Regions from separate parts of the Homo sapiens genome. Here regions 2 and 3 are each linked to region 1. Evidence: chromatin contacts called from ENCODE Hi-C or POLR2A ChIA-PET data. All regions are on one chromosome and are shown on one strand. Each heading gives the region's core, a stretch centred on a gene start or an enhancer-like site at or near the end of the contact. The rest is flanking DNA. Distances are from core to core; before and after follow the strand shown.

What was found. A loop is a pair of places that touch in the nucleus more often than their neighbours do. ChIA-PET counts read pairs that join two places held with the same protein, here RNA polymerase II (POLR2A). Pooled maps may share reads with other maps.
Region 2: a loop to region 1 is called in a pooled map, with 10 times the contacts of the local background. The contact joins the enhancer-like site here to the promoter of ZNF292 in region 1. A Hi-C loop is called at or near these places in 3 of 168 maps with a recorded cell type or tissue (gastrocnemius medialis, naive thymus-derived CD4-positive, alpha-beta T cell and sigmoid colon) and 14 of 50 pooled maps.
Region 3: a map of CD8-positive, alpha-beta T cell shows a loop between it and region 1 (5-fold over the local background). The contact joins the promoter of UBE2J1 here to the promoter of ZNF292 in region 1. A Hi-C loop is called at or near these places in 4 of 168 maps with a recorded cell type or tissue (CD4-positive, alpha-beta memory T cell, CD8-positive, alpha-beta T cell and naive thymus-derived CD4-positive, alpha-beta T cell), 3 of 37 single-sample maps with no recorded cell type and 17 of 50 pooled maps. POLR2A ChIA-PET finds 5 or more read pairs at or near these places in 1 of 52 experiments (HEK293).

What each region holds. Positions count from the first base shown.
Region 1 is chr6:87,153,425-87,157,734 of GRCh38, forward strand. It overlaps ZNF292 (zinc finger protein 292), which reads left to right and starts at 2,141. Exons shown (of 8, transcript NM_015021.3): 1 at 2,141-2,335. The coding sequence starts at 2,168. It overlaps LOC124901355 (translation initiation factor IF-2-like), which reads right to left and starts at 1,823. Exons shown (of 2, transcript XM_047419630.1): 1 at 1,552-1,823. RefSeq lists enhancers at 1,679-1,838, 2,109-2,448, 2,960-3,567.
Region 2 is chr6:89,832,820-89,837,129 of GRCh38, forward strand. The region is part of intron 1 of CASP8AP2 (caspase 8 associated protein 2); the gene reads left to right. Among named protein-coding and RNA genes, the nearest start is that of CASP8AP2, 5.1 kb to the left of the region's middle. Within about 2 kb of position 2,497, at least 6 of the 41 ENCODE cell types and tissues checked have a DNase peak (open chromatin) inside an H3K27ac peak, as active enhancers do.
Region 3 is chr6:89,350,822-89,355,131 of GRCh38, forward strand. UBE2J1 (ubiquitin conjugating enzyme E2 J1) reads right to left here and starts at 1,901. Exons shown (of 8, transcript NM_016021.3): 1 at 1,718-1,901. The coding sequence starts at 1,748. RefSeq lists an enhancer at 1,207-2,156 and silencers at 1,453-1,512, 1,543-2,252, 2,263-2,362.

The DNA of each region.
Region 1 (4,310 bases), core at 891-3,390:
GACATAGGGTTCACAGATACTAAATAAACATAAAGACATGGCCATCCATGCTGATGGACATTTACCAGATAGTAATGGTGCTCAGAATCAATTTGCTAATCAAGTCTCCATAGTTTTAGGGTTGTTATGTGCAAGAGGTAGGAATGACCTACATTATCAGGCAATTCTCTTAAAAATCAATATCTGGATATATATGTCTCCCACCCCTCAACCCCCATTTTTTCTTTCTTTCTATAGATTAGGTGTGGTGTAAACCATTATACTTGAAGTGGAAATGAGCTTGCTAACCTGTGATACCTTACCTTGGATTTACGGGTACATTTGGCTAACCTCATATTTCCCTTTTTGCATTTTTTCACTGGAATCCTAAGATAACATAAACTGGTGAAACCTGGTTTGGGTATCTAAAATACTTAACTTGGGAAAGTGAACTGAAAATATTAAAAATCATTAGCTGCCTTAATTGTTCCTTTTTCAACTCAGTGATACTATTATATCCTCTCTTCTCAGCCTTTGAATGTACTTCCCAGTCTCTTCCATGAGTAAACATTTGAAGATTAAACATTTGAAGATTCTACCTTGTTAATATGTAATATTAACTGATACTGTTTTTCATAAGGGGTTTAACTGTGCCTGGTCACCTTATATAATGCCGCTTTAAAAACATCACCATCACTGATGCGTTATAAAACATTTATTCTGGACAACATAGTATGTAGAACACTTTCCATTAATTACTAGAAATCTTTTGAAGAGGACGCTGCCCACAATGGGAAGTATTTTTATTTTAGATCCTTGTACTAAAAAAATATACTTCACTCAGAGTAAATGAAAAGACTGGGTGCCTCATCAATATCATTGTTTCTAAATTTCTGTAGACTATTCAGTTGCAAGAGAGATAGGTCTTTTGTCTAATGCTCTAACGGTAAAAAAAATATTAGTTTTATTAAGAACTTTAGGGTTAAGCTCTTGGATTTTTGTAGCACCTCTTCTACTCTTTTGTTCAAGTGCCAAGTATTAATTCTTTTCAGCTTGTAAGTAAAATGTGGTTCAGAATGCTACCTCTATTTGTAGCATTAGGAAAAAAAAATGCTGTAGATATTTATAATAATTCTCGACAATATTGTTTTATTTTAGCATCAATTTCCTCTCCTCCGTTATGATTTTTAATGGAGTCCTTATTGGTGTTTTTTTTTTCCTTGACCTACTTTCTTTTCAATAGCTTTCATATATAGCCTGTTGTCATTGTTGGTGATTTCTGTAGAGTGTAGTAGAGTCTAAATCACGGTGAAACAGAGTAGTTAGTTATCACTTATTCTAGAAATGTTTTCGTGGTTTAAAAGTCATCTGGTCTGTTCATATTCTGACTTCTTTTAAACTATGCTTTTCATGAATTTGCTCCGTTCTCCAGACTGAGGATTGAACCTCATTCTGCTCTGACCCAATTGTTCTTTTCCTTTGTTGCCTCCACCCCCTAGAGAATGTGTTTCCAGGGGACAGGCGTTCTTGGTGCTGAAGAGGAGGAGAGTCAAGTGAGACGAGATCTGGTACCTCACGCACTAGATCCCTCCTCTCCGGCCTGGTGAGAAGTCAGAGACAATTTTGACAGTTCATAGTCCTGCCTTGGCTCTCACGCTTGCGGTCCATGGGCGGGTTTTACCTTCTCTCTCTTCCTCTGCTTCTGGCCTGCTTACAGGCCAACAGCAAATGCAGCCATTGCCCGAGACCACTCAGAACTCTCCCTGTGCCATCCTCTTGGGGAACAGGAGGATATGTCCGTAGAAGACTTCGTGGACTGGGGAAAGCCACGCCGGGATCGGGACGCCGGAGAGGGTCGCCCCTCCCTAGGCTTTTTCCCGTCGCGGCGCCCACGTGACCGAGAGCAGGCCTTCACCAGCCCGCCCCTTTCGGCCGCTGCTGCCCACTTCCCGCTCGGGGTAAGTAAACCGCCGTTTTCCGCACCGCCCCAACCCCGCCCTTCTCCTTTCCCCTTGCCTTCACCTCCCTCGGGCTCTCTCGCGCCACTCTCCCCACCCCCATATCTTCCCCATCGGGCCCTTTGTACGTGCTCGGCGCCGTGCAAGCGCGCCCGGCACGTGACCCCGCCGAACGTGGCATTGTGTTATCACGTGACCCAGGTGCGTACGCGACGGAGCGGGGTGTGAAGATGGCGGACGAAGAGGCCGAGCAGGAGAGGTTGAGTTGCGGCGAAGGCGGCTGCGTCGCGGAGCTGCAGCGCCTGGGCGAGCGGCTCCAGGAGCTGGAGCTACAGCTGCGGGAGAGCCGGGTACCGGCCGTGGAAGCGGCCACCGACTACTGTCAGCAGCTGTGCCAGGTGAGGGCGCCCGGTGGTCCCCTCCCCCTTTCCCCAGCTAGAGGGGGAAGAGGGCGAGCGAGCGCTAGGCGGCCGAGAGGTGGTCGCCGCTTCCTTGGCATCATCGGCGCCTCCGCCTGGGTGGGAGCGGGAGTAGAAGGAAGGCGCCTTTGTGTGGCTGCAGTTGTGGCGGTTGTTGTCGTCTGCAGCTCCTGGCTGGGGGAAGGGAGTTGCGGTCAAGGCGGAAAATCCCCCCTCCCCTTTCCTTCCCTGAACTCGGGACTGCGCGGTCCCCGCGGCTGAGGAAATGTACACGGTGCGGATTGGAGAGAGTAGGAGAATGGAGGCCAGGTTCTCTTCCTCCTCCTCCTTTTATTGTGCACTGGGGATTACCGCGCCTCCCGCCTCTGCGCCTCTGCTTCCCACTCCGACGGGCCTCCGCCCCCACTGGTTTGATTCCTTTGCCTTCCCCTGCTTTCATCCGTCCCGCCCCCCAGCCCCGGCCCTGTCCTGGCTGTCTCCGGGCCTTTGTTGTTCGAGTTTCGCCTTAGGACTGAAGGGGCCTTTGTTGATGTTCGGAGGAGCAGTCCCCGCCGACCCCTTCTAGTTGAGCTAGACGTTCGGGAGGGGGTGCTTGGCGGAGGTTGTCCCCTCCTGCCCATACTTGCTTGCTTGGTGCATCACTTCTGTGGTAAAGCTTTATCTCCTTAGTGTAGAGGAGCTGTGCCTGTACATCTGTCTCAGGTTGAGTGTCCTTTTGGGGCGGTTTTTCCAGAGTCCGTTTCTCATTTGCTTTCGCCCTTCGAGGAGTATGATTTCCACTATCCTTTCTGTCCCGATCACCCCCTCACCCCTGTTTCTTGGAGTCCTTCCTATTTGGCTTCCTGATGAAGTGGGAGAAGACTGAGGTTCATGTGGATCTGTGCTTTGGGTAGTTTCAAATCTTTTCTTTGCTTGCCCAAGGGCACTGCTCACCAGTGACTGCATTCTAACCAGAATTTGGAATGTTAATAACACTGTTTGCTAGTGATGAAAATCATTTCATCCATGGTGAAAATCGGAGAGTTTGGGACTACATTTGCACTTCATTACGAGCCTTACACTTAGGTTTAAAATTTCAAGGTAGTGTTGCTGGCTCTGGTGAAGACTTTGATTTGATTGTCTTGAGGAGGAAAAAGAAGACACAATTTACACAGGTCATATTTAGAGTTAACTTGTGAGTGTATCATTACAGAGAATTCGTTTTGGAAAAATACTGATCTTAACGTAGAACAATGGTTGACCATTTTAGCTGAGTAGATTACATTTTCACTTATTTTTTAGCTTCCAAATATTGAAATATTTTCTTTATTATGTCGGGGATACGTGATCACATACAAAAGAATCTCCGTTGCTGTATGCACTTTATTGTCACAAATTATTTGATGGCTGTTCATAATCTTAAAAACAAAAACTGTGAGATCAAGTGGTGACGTCTAGGAGGATGTGCAATGTGAAAGCTCCCTACTTAGGTAAATAGGTCTGGTGAGTACCTGTGGCAAAATTAAAGTCTCATTCCTTTGAATTTTAATATTTAAAAATTGTTGAAATTTCTCAGTTTCTCTACTTTGCAGTACCCACTCATTCTTAATTGGTCTTTAAAGATTTATTTTAGAGATAAAAAAATTTCTCTAAGATACCCATAATAGGAAGTATTTCATTTGTAAGTCGAATCAGTTTTTATATAATAATCAGTGAAAACTATTAAAGTCTAGCTTTGCTGAAAGACATTTTCCCCTAATAGTGTCCACTGATAGTTTTAAGGCTAATTACTGTAAATTCTTTTTTTGTCAGCAGTATTTGTAAGCAGGATTAATAATTCTGGGAAAATAGAATCTCATGCAAGCTGGACTCCCCCCCGCTTTTTTGTGAGTGTGTGACGTTGTAAAGTTATCACTTAAAGATTTTTATTTATTTATTTATTTTTGAGATATGGAGTCTTGCTCTGTCACCCGGG
Region 2 (4,310 bases), core at 1,247-3,746, 2.7 Mb after region 1:
CACGCCCGGCCTTTTTTTTTTTTCTTTTCTTTTTGAGATGGAGTCTTGCCCTGTCGCCCAGGCTGGAGTGCAATGGCGCGATCTCGGCTCGCTGCAACCTCCGCTTCCCAGGTTCAAGCGATTCTCCTGCCTCAGCCTCCCGAGTGTGGGATTACAGGTGCGCACCACCACGCCCAGCTAATTTTTTTGTATTTTTAGTAGAGACGGGGTTTCACCATGTTGGTCAGGCTGGTCTTGAACTCCTGACCTCGTGATCCACCTGCTTTGGCCTCCCAAAGTGCTGGGATTACAGACATGAGCCACCACCCCCAGCTGCTGTTAGACATCTTTATCTGGATGTCCTACAGATAACTCAACATGACTTCACTGGTTGTCCATTGCAGTTAAAGCATGACTGTCCTCCAAAGCTAGAAACATGAGAATCATCTTTAACAAATTGGGTATTTCTTTAATTCAACAGATATTCTTTTATTACTTGCCATTCTGCTAGGCCTGCTGAGAGCTGGGGATACAGTGAGAGCTGGGGAACAGAACAGGGATGGTCCTAATCTTTATGGAGAACCATTGGGTGGTCCATTGGGTGAGATGGACATTTCTCCAGGAATCCCACAAAAATGGAATCATGAACTTCAAGAAGAGGTCATGTAGGGAAAGGACACAATGGGGTAAGAGTATATAACAGAGGGCCTGACTTAGTGGGAAGAGAGGGTGGACAGGGGAGACTCAAAATGGCTTAAGCAAAATATCAAAGAAGAGCTAAGTGAAAGTAGAATATTGAGGAAAGAATATTCCCTGCAGAAGCCCTGTGTTGTTTTTTTTTTTTTCGATTTATAAATAGTTTATCCTGTTCACATTATGCAGAATTTCAGTGTCGTTAATCCACAATGTTAGTACGGTAACAGAAACATAAAGGAGAAAAAAGGCAGGTGGGGGGAGGTTCATAGTGTGGCCTGACATAGTCTAAGGGTTCTCTCCTGTAGTATGCATCTCCTGCAGGCAAGTATTAATATCACTTCATTGTTTGAAGGACAGTACACTATCCAGGATTCATTTATTGTTCAGGTGTCTTTTCTAAAGTATGAGAAAACAGGAATAAATTCAATAATGAATATCTGCAATTCAAACCAATTTAACTACAGGTCAGTGGTGTCTTTCTTATCTATTATCACAAACATCCCAGTTGCCTCCATCTAAAAATTTCTTTCAAAAGTTAAGACACAATTAATTATATCTTATTAATTCCCTCAAAAGCAAAAAAAAAAAAAAAGTACCATTCAGCATACAAAAGTTACACATTAAAAGTGTATATATAGGGCTGGGTGCGGTAGTGCACGCCTGTGATCCCAGCACTTTGGGAGGCCGAGGCGGGTGGATCATAAGGTCAGGAGTTCAAGACCAGCCTGGCCAAGATGGTGAAACCCTGTCTCTACTAAAAATACAAAAAATTAGCTGGGCGCGGCAGCAGGCCCCTGTAATCCCAGCTACTGAGGAGGCTGAGGCAGGAGAATCGCTTGAACTCGGAGGGCAGAGGTTGCAGTGAGCAGAGATTGTGCCGCTGCCCTCCAGCCTGGGTGACAGAGTGAGACTCTGTCTCAAAAAAAAAAGTGCATATTTCCTTTTTTTTTTGAGATGGAGTCTCTCTTTGTTGCCCAGGCTGGAGTTCAGTGGCATGATCTCGGCTCACTGCAACCTCCTCCTTTCAGGTTCAAGTGATTCTCCTGCCTCACCCTCCCAAGTAGCTGGGATTACAGGTGTGTGCCACCATGTCTGGCCAATTTTTGTATTTTTAGTAGAGATGGCGTTTCACCGTGTTGGCCAGGCTGGTCTCGAACTCCTGAACAAAGTTGATCTGCCCACCTCGGCTTTCCAAAGTGCTGGGATTACAGGCGTGAGCCACTGCGCCTGGCCTCAAAATTTGTTTTTTATCCTGAAATCAGCAGGAAGCACTGAAGGGCTTTTTGGTGGGGTTTTTTTTGTTTTTTGTTTTTTTTCTTTTGAGACGAAGTCTCCTGTCCCCCAGACTGGAGTGCAGTGGCGTGATCTCGGCTAACTGCAGCCTCCGCCTCCCAGCTTCCAGAAATTCTCCTGCCTCAGCCTTCCAGGTAGCTGGAATTATAGGCATGCGCCACCACGGCTGGCTAATTTTCGTATTTTTAGTAGAGATGACGTAGGCTGGTCTCGAACTCCTGACCTCAGGTGATCTCCTGACCTCAGATGATCACCCACCTCAGGTGATCGCCTGCCTCAGCCTCCCAAAGTGCTAGGATTACAGGCGTGAGCCACCACATCCAGCCTAAGCACTGAAGTGTTTAAGCAGAGTTGGGAACACGATCATGTTTGCATTTTTAAAAGACAACTCATGCTGAGGTTTGAAGAACAATTTGAAATGGGGGAAGACTGTCCATTTGAATACACTTTCCATTAAATCTTGTTGACTACCTCTCAGATCTGTTTTTAGTGTTTTGTGGGTTTTTTGGTTTGGTTTTGAGACAGTCTCGCTCTTTGACCCAGGCTGGAGTGCAGCAGTGCAATCACAGCTCACTGCAGCCTCCGGAAGCATGTGCCACCACACCCAGCTAACTTTTCTTTTTTTTGTAGATATGGAGTCTCACTGTGTTGCCCAGGCTGGTCTTGAACTCCTGGGCATAAGAAGTCCTCCTGCCTCAGCCTCCCAGAATGTTGGGATTACAGGCATGAACCACCGTGCCCAGCCAAGATCTGTTTCTTATTTTTATTTCCACTACTAAGAACTTACAGTGACACCTCGTTGTCTTCTGCTTTGTTTTGGTAGCCTTTTCTATCTCCCTTCCCACTCATATTTTCCAGACTCTTGCCAGAGTTAAACATCTAAGATGCAGATTTGATCATTATATTGCCCTACTTTAAAAACCTTCACTGGTTCCCCCATTCCCTTCTGGATGGAATCCAAGTATCTTAATCACATAATACATCCCCTGACCTTTATTTTTTTTTTTTTGAGAGAGTCTCACTGTCACCTAGGCTGGAGTGCAGTGGCACGATCTTGGCTCACTGCAGCCTCGGGGCCTGTGACTTCCTAAACTTTATTCTCACATTCTGATCTTGCCTTCCCATGTTCTATTCTGTAGGTGTTCACACCCATACTTGATTGTGAACTTATAGACAGATGTGGTGGGGAACAGATGTGGGGAGATCGTGTCAAGAAGTGTTCGCCAATGTGAGCCTAATTTAATTGAACCTTGGGATTTTGGAAACCTTGAGATAGTGAATAATGGAGCTAGAATGGTAGGTGTCAGTCTATGTCAGGATAAGGAAGTTTTTTTTTTTTTTTAATGGAGTCTAGCTGTGTGGCACAACCTCGGCTCACTGCAACCTCCCCTTCCTGGGTTCAAGCAATTCTCCTGCCTCAGCCTCCAGCAGTTGGGACTACAGACATGCACCACCATGCCCAGCTAATTTTTTTGTATTTTTAATAGAGGTAGGGTTTCACCATGTTGGCCACGATGGTCTCGATCTCTTGACCTCGTAATCCACCTGCCTTGGCCTCCCAAAGTGCTGGGATTATAGGCATGAGCCACTGCACCCAGTCAGGATAAGGAATTTGTACTTTATAGAAATTGGGAAGTAACGGAAAGTTTTTGAGCAGGATTGCGGTAGAACTAACCCAGTAGTTGTGCGTAGCATGTATTTGGAGTGGGGAAATAATTAGGTAGCTATAGTGGGGTCCTGAAACAAATCGAAATGGCAAGAATGGGAATAAATGGGAGAAATATTTCAGAGGTAGCATCAGTAAATCAGTAGTCTGTTAGGGAATGTTAGTGCTACTCCAAGAAATTAGAGAAATGAGGAGGTGAGCAGATATGGATGGAAAGATGATCTCTTGTTTTGGACTTGGTGAGTTTGTACCTACAGGAATGTGTTTATTAATGTTAGCATTTGTTTGTTTGTCTGTTTTGAGACAAGGTCTCATTCTGTCACTCAGGCTGGAGTGCAGTGACTTGATCTTTGCTCACAGCAATCTCTGCTTCCTGGTTGTGCTTAAGCAATCCTCCCACCTCAGCCTCCTAAGTATGGTTGGGACTATAGGAGTGTGTCACCACGCCTGGCTAATTTTTGTATTTTTTGTAGAGATGGGATTTCGCCATGTTGCCTGGGCTGGTCTCGAACTCCTGGCCTGAAGTGATCCACCCACCTCGGCCTCCCCACAAAGTGCTGGGCCCACAAAGTGCTGGGATTACAGGTGTGAACCACTGAGCCCTGGCACCCAGCCACTAATTTTTTTTTTTTTGAGACAGTCTTGCTCTGTTGCCCAGGCTGGAGTGCAGTGTGAC
Region 3 (4,310 bases), core at 651-3,150, 2.2 Mb after region 1:
AGTTCTCCATTCTAAACTGCACTACTACTCACATGTGCATTATCCTCTGGACCTTTCACTAAGCACCTCTGCTGTCCTAAGGAACCGTGTGACCAGGGAGCCACCATACATTTTTACCCAAACAGCTCCAGTTAAATATACCACAATGTAAATAATTCAATCATTTTACCATCTAGCTTAAAAATTAAGCTTTTCTTTCCCTCTTTCTCTTTGGTCTTTTCTTCCTCCCTCCCCACCCCGGGATTCTCTTTTTTTTTTTTTTTTTTTTTTTTTTTTTTGAGATGGAGTCTCGCTCTGTCGCCCACACTGGAGTGCAGTGGCGCGATCTCGGCTCACTGCAACCTCCTCCCCGGGTCAAGCCATCCTCCTGCCTCAGCCTCCCGAGTGGCTGGAACTACAGGAGTGCGCCACCACCATGCCCGGCTGATTTTTGTGTTTTTAGTAGAGACGGGGTTTCACCATGTTGGCCAGGCTGCTCTCCACCTCCTGGGCTCAAGCCTCCCAAAGTGCTGGGATTACAAGCGTGTGCCACCGTGCCAGGTCTTCATCAGATTTTTTTAAGGAGTCAGTGGCTCCTAAAATATTATGACCAGTTCTACACACTTGGTCACCTAAGGACATTTCTTAGCCTGACAGCACTCAGGCTAACAAAGCTCCCTCCAATCAATATCCTCAGGCTTTTCTGGGGTTTTTGCATATTCTGAAACCTTACAAAAAACCCAAAGATTCACAGTGTCAACTCTTTCCACAAGGATGCTAGTCTTGCTAATTCCTACTGAGAAACAGCTTTTTTTGGAAGGAAATTTTAAGCAACAGCAAAAGTTGGTGAAATCATCACTAATATCCTAGAGTTTATCATGCAGAGTTAACTGTGGAGTTTCTTCCCCCTGACAAAATGTATCAAGGTACAGATAGAAAAAATACCATTTAGAGGATCCAATGATTCATTTCAAGCCTGTTTTATTAAGCTGAGAAAGCTAGTTGCTTATCTTTATAATGCACCAGAAAGTAATTAGAGGCTAGGATTGCTGGGACTGCTTGTGTAAATATAAAGCAGGATCATTAAATGCAGGAAAGGAATCGCTACGACTGAATACAGATACATTTCATATTAGCCAGTCTGGCAAAAATCAAGGTTAGCTCTCAAGAACAGGGCTCAACGAGGTGTTTTTTTGTTGTTGTTTTGTTTTGCTTTAGCTCTATAGTTAACTGGTTTAGTTACAGAACATTTCCTTTATGTCTGTAATTGTATTCGCCCAAGTGCTGCAAATAGGATATTTAAACGACCAACTCCTCAAATGTGAGTAAATCAGCCGGCAGTAAATAGAAGTAAATAGAAGTCCGGTGGCAGCGACAGGGAGGGAATAGCGACCAGGTACAGCGAGGGGGTTGATGACTATCGCCCACCGACATCACCTTTACACCTGTTCTCAGGGATGAGTTTCTGACCCAGCTCTACGGGACCAGGCGAAGATGAGAAAAGGGAGAGGCTGGGTGCTGCGGGGCGCGCTGGCCGGCCGGGGGATTGGCAGCGGACGTCCACCCGGCCACCTCGCCCTGCGGCCTGTACTTCCCGGGCAGGCGGCGGTCTCGCGTAGAGCGCGAAACCAGGAGCTGAGCCGCGAGTGGCGCCAGACGCGAGGGGACCGAGGCGGCGACCACCCCGGGGTCCAGGGTCACTCCGCCCTCCTCGCCCAGGGGCCCCAGCCCTGCTCACCCGGACTCTTCAGGTTGTAGCGGGTCTCCATGGTGGGTCGCTGGCTTGGCTCCGGCCTCCCGGGCCGCTGCCACCTCCTCTCCACGCGGCCGCTGCCCGGGTCTCAGCGCGGCTCGGGCGGACGGGGCCTGGCCGAGGAGCCTCGGCAAATGCCGCCCAGTCCAGCCTGGACTGCGGGCGGGGTGGCAAGGCTGAGTGCGGGCGAGGCGCTCGCTTCGCGATGGCGCCGCCTCCTCCACTGCGCCCCCGCCTCCCTGAGTGCCTGGCAGGCACCGGCGCCGGCCGGGGCGGCGCTGAACCGGGCGCCCGGGCTGGAGGTCAGCCTCCTCGGGTAGTCGCAGGCCCAGCCCTGCCGCGGCCGCCCGGCTTGCGTCACCCGCCCTCGTCCGGGATTTGTGAAGTTGCCCTGACGTGGCAGTAGCTTCGTGGCGGTCGGTCACTACCCAGCCGCCGCCCGCCCGGCGAAGCCGGCTTGGGGAGGTGCAGGAGCGAGCGGCGTCCTCGTCCTCTCGTCCCGGCCCTGCCCGCTGTAGGCGAGGTCCGGGACCCCCGGGCCCTCGAGAGCTCGGAGGGGGCGCCGGGCTCCGGCTGCAAAGCTGTCCGCAGCCGGCTGCCCGCGCGCGGTCCCGCAGGGTCTGGGAAAGGCTTTGTTTTTAGATTCAGTTGCTGTTGCGAGGGGCGGGGGTTAAGTGAGGAGGGGGAAAGCCAGTGACAAGGAAATGGAATAGGATTTTTTTTATTTTTTATTTTGTGTGTGTGTGTGACGGTGTCACCGCTCTGTCGCCCAGGCTGGGATGCAGTGGCGCGATCTTGGCTCACTGCAGCCTCTACCTCCCGGGCCCAAGCGATCCTCCCACCTCAGCCTCCAGCGTGGCTGGGACCACAGGTGTGTGCCACCATGCCCGGTTAATTTTTTGTATTTTTGTTAGAGACACGGTTTCACCGTGTTGGCCAGGCTCGTCTCGAACTCCTGGACTCAAGCGATCCGCCCGCCTCGGCCTTCCAAAGTGCTGGGGTTACAGGCGTGAGCCACGGCTCTGGCCAGAGTTGGATATTCATAACAATTTTTTTCTCGGGTAGTGTGTTAGGTGCACGACATGTTTTAGGCATTGCAGGAGTTTTGTTTTTTTTGGTTTGTTTAGATGTAAAAGCTGTCAAAAAAAGGAATTACATTTAATGTGAGGGAAAGCATACAAATATGAAAGGTTAAACTTCAAAGGACACACTTACTGCTTCATTGTCCAATGTGTGGGATCGAGAGAGGACTGAGTTCAAAAGACTTAAGGAGTAGGGACCTTACTAAAGGAAAGGAGGGAGGGATTGGGAAGGTGGGGAGGATAGAAAGGGTTAATCAGGTTGGGCAAGTTTTATTCTGTTATATAAAGACATAAACTCTTAAATTTGATTTGTTTTCTATTGTTAAAGTTAATCTAAATCTGTGAGTTTCTTGATGAAATTGGGAGTAAAAAAGTGAAGGATATCTAAAATTAGATGGTATATTTTAAATCATTCCCTGATGTTGTTTTCTGTATAGTAAACTGATAATCTGACTGACTGAGATATGCAAACAAAACCAAACTCCAATGCTGCTTCATTCATTCATTGTGTTGAATCTTCAGATTAACTGACACTTGACACCCTCTCCTGCCACAGCTCTACAAAAGCCCCTAATTTGTGCAGTAGGCCCTACCACAGCAAGGCCTGCAAAGCAGGTGCTGTATATAATGCGTTCCTATTTGATAGCTGAGTACTAGAAGCCTTTTGCTATTCAGCCTCCAAGGTCCATCAATCTCTGGGTGCAGTTGTCCTCTGGGGCTCTCCTTTAGCCACCACCACCTCCACTGCTCCCTGGGGCTCTTCTCCCATAGGACTGGTTCAGTAGGAATAACAATCTCTCCTTCCTTGGTTAACAACAATAACAACAATTTATTGTGGACATGTGCCCATAACAATTTAATTATGGGCACATATCAAAGCTTAATTACAATCATGCTCCAAGATCAAAGCCAATTCCAAAATTTCTCTCAGCAGAGACATTTACAGAGAAAAGAGAAGTGGCTGGCAGGTGTGGTGGCTCATGCCTGTAATCCCAGCACTTTGGGAGGCCAAGGCGGGCAGGTCACCTGAGGTCAGGAGTTGGAGACCAGCCTGGCCAACATGGCAAAAACCTGTCTCTACTAAAAATACAAAAATTAGCTGGGTGTGGTGGTGCATGCCTGTAATCCCAGCTTCTCGGGAGGCTGAGGTAGGAGAATCACTTGAACCCAGAAGGCGGAGGTTGCAGTGAGCCGAGATCAACCTGGGAGACAGAATGAGACTCCATCTCAAAAAAAAAAAAAAAAAAAAAAGGCCAAGGTGGGCAGATCACTTGAGCTCAGGAATTCGAGATCAGCCTGAGCAACATGGTGACACCCATCTCTACTAAAAATATACACACACTCAAAAATTAGCCGGGCATACGTACCTGTGGTCCCAGCTACTCTGGAGGCTGAGAAGGGAGGATCAGTTGAGCTCTGGGGGATGGAAGAGGAGGAGCAGGCTGCAGTGAGTCATGATGGTGCCACTGCACTCCAGCCTGGGTGATAGAGCGAGA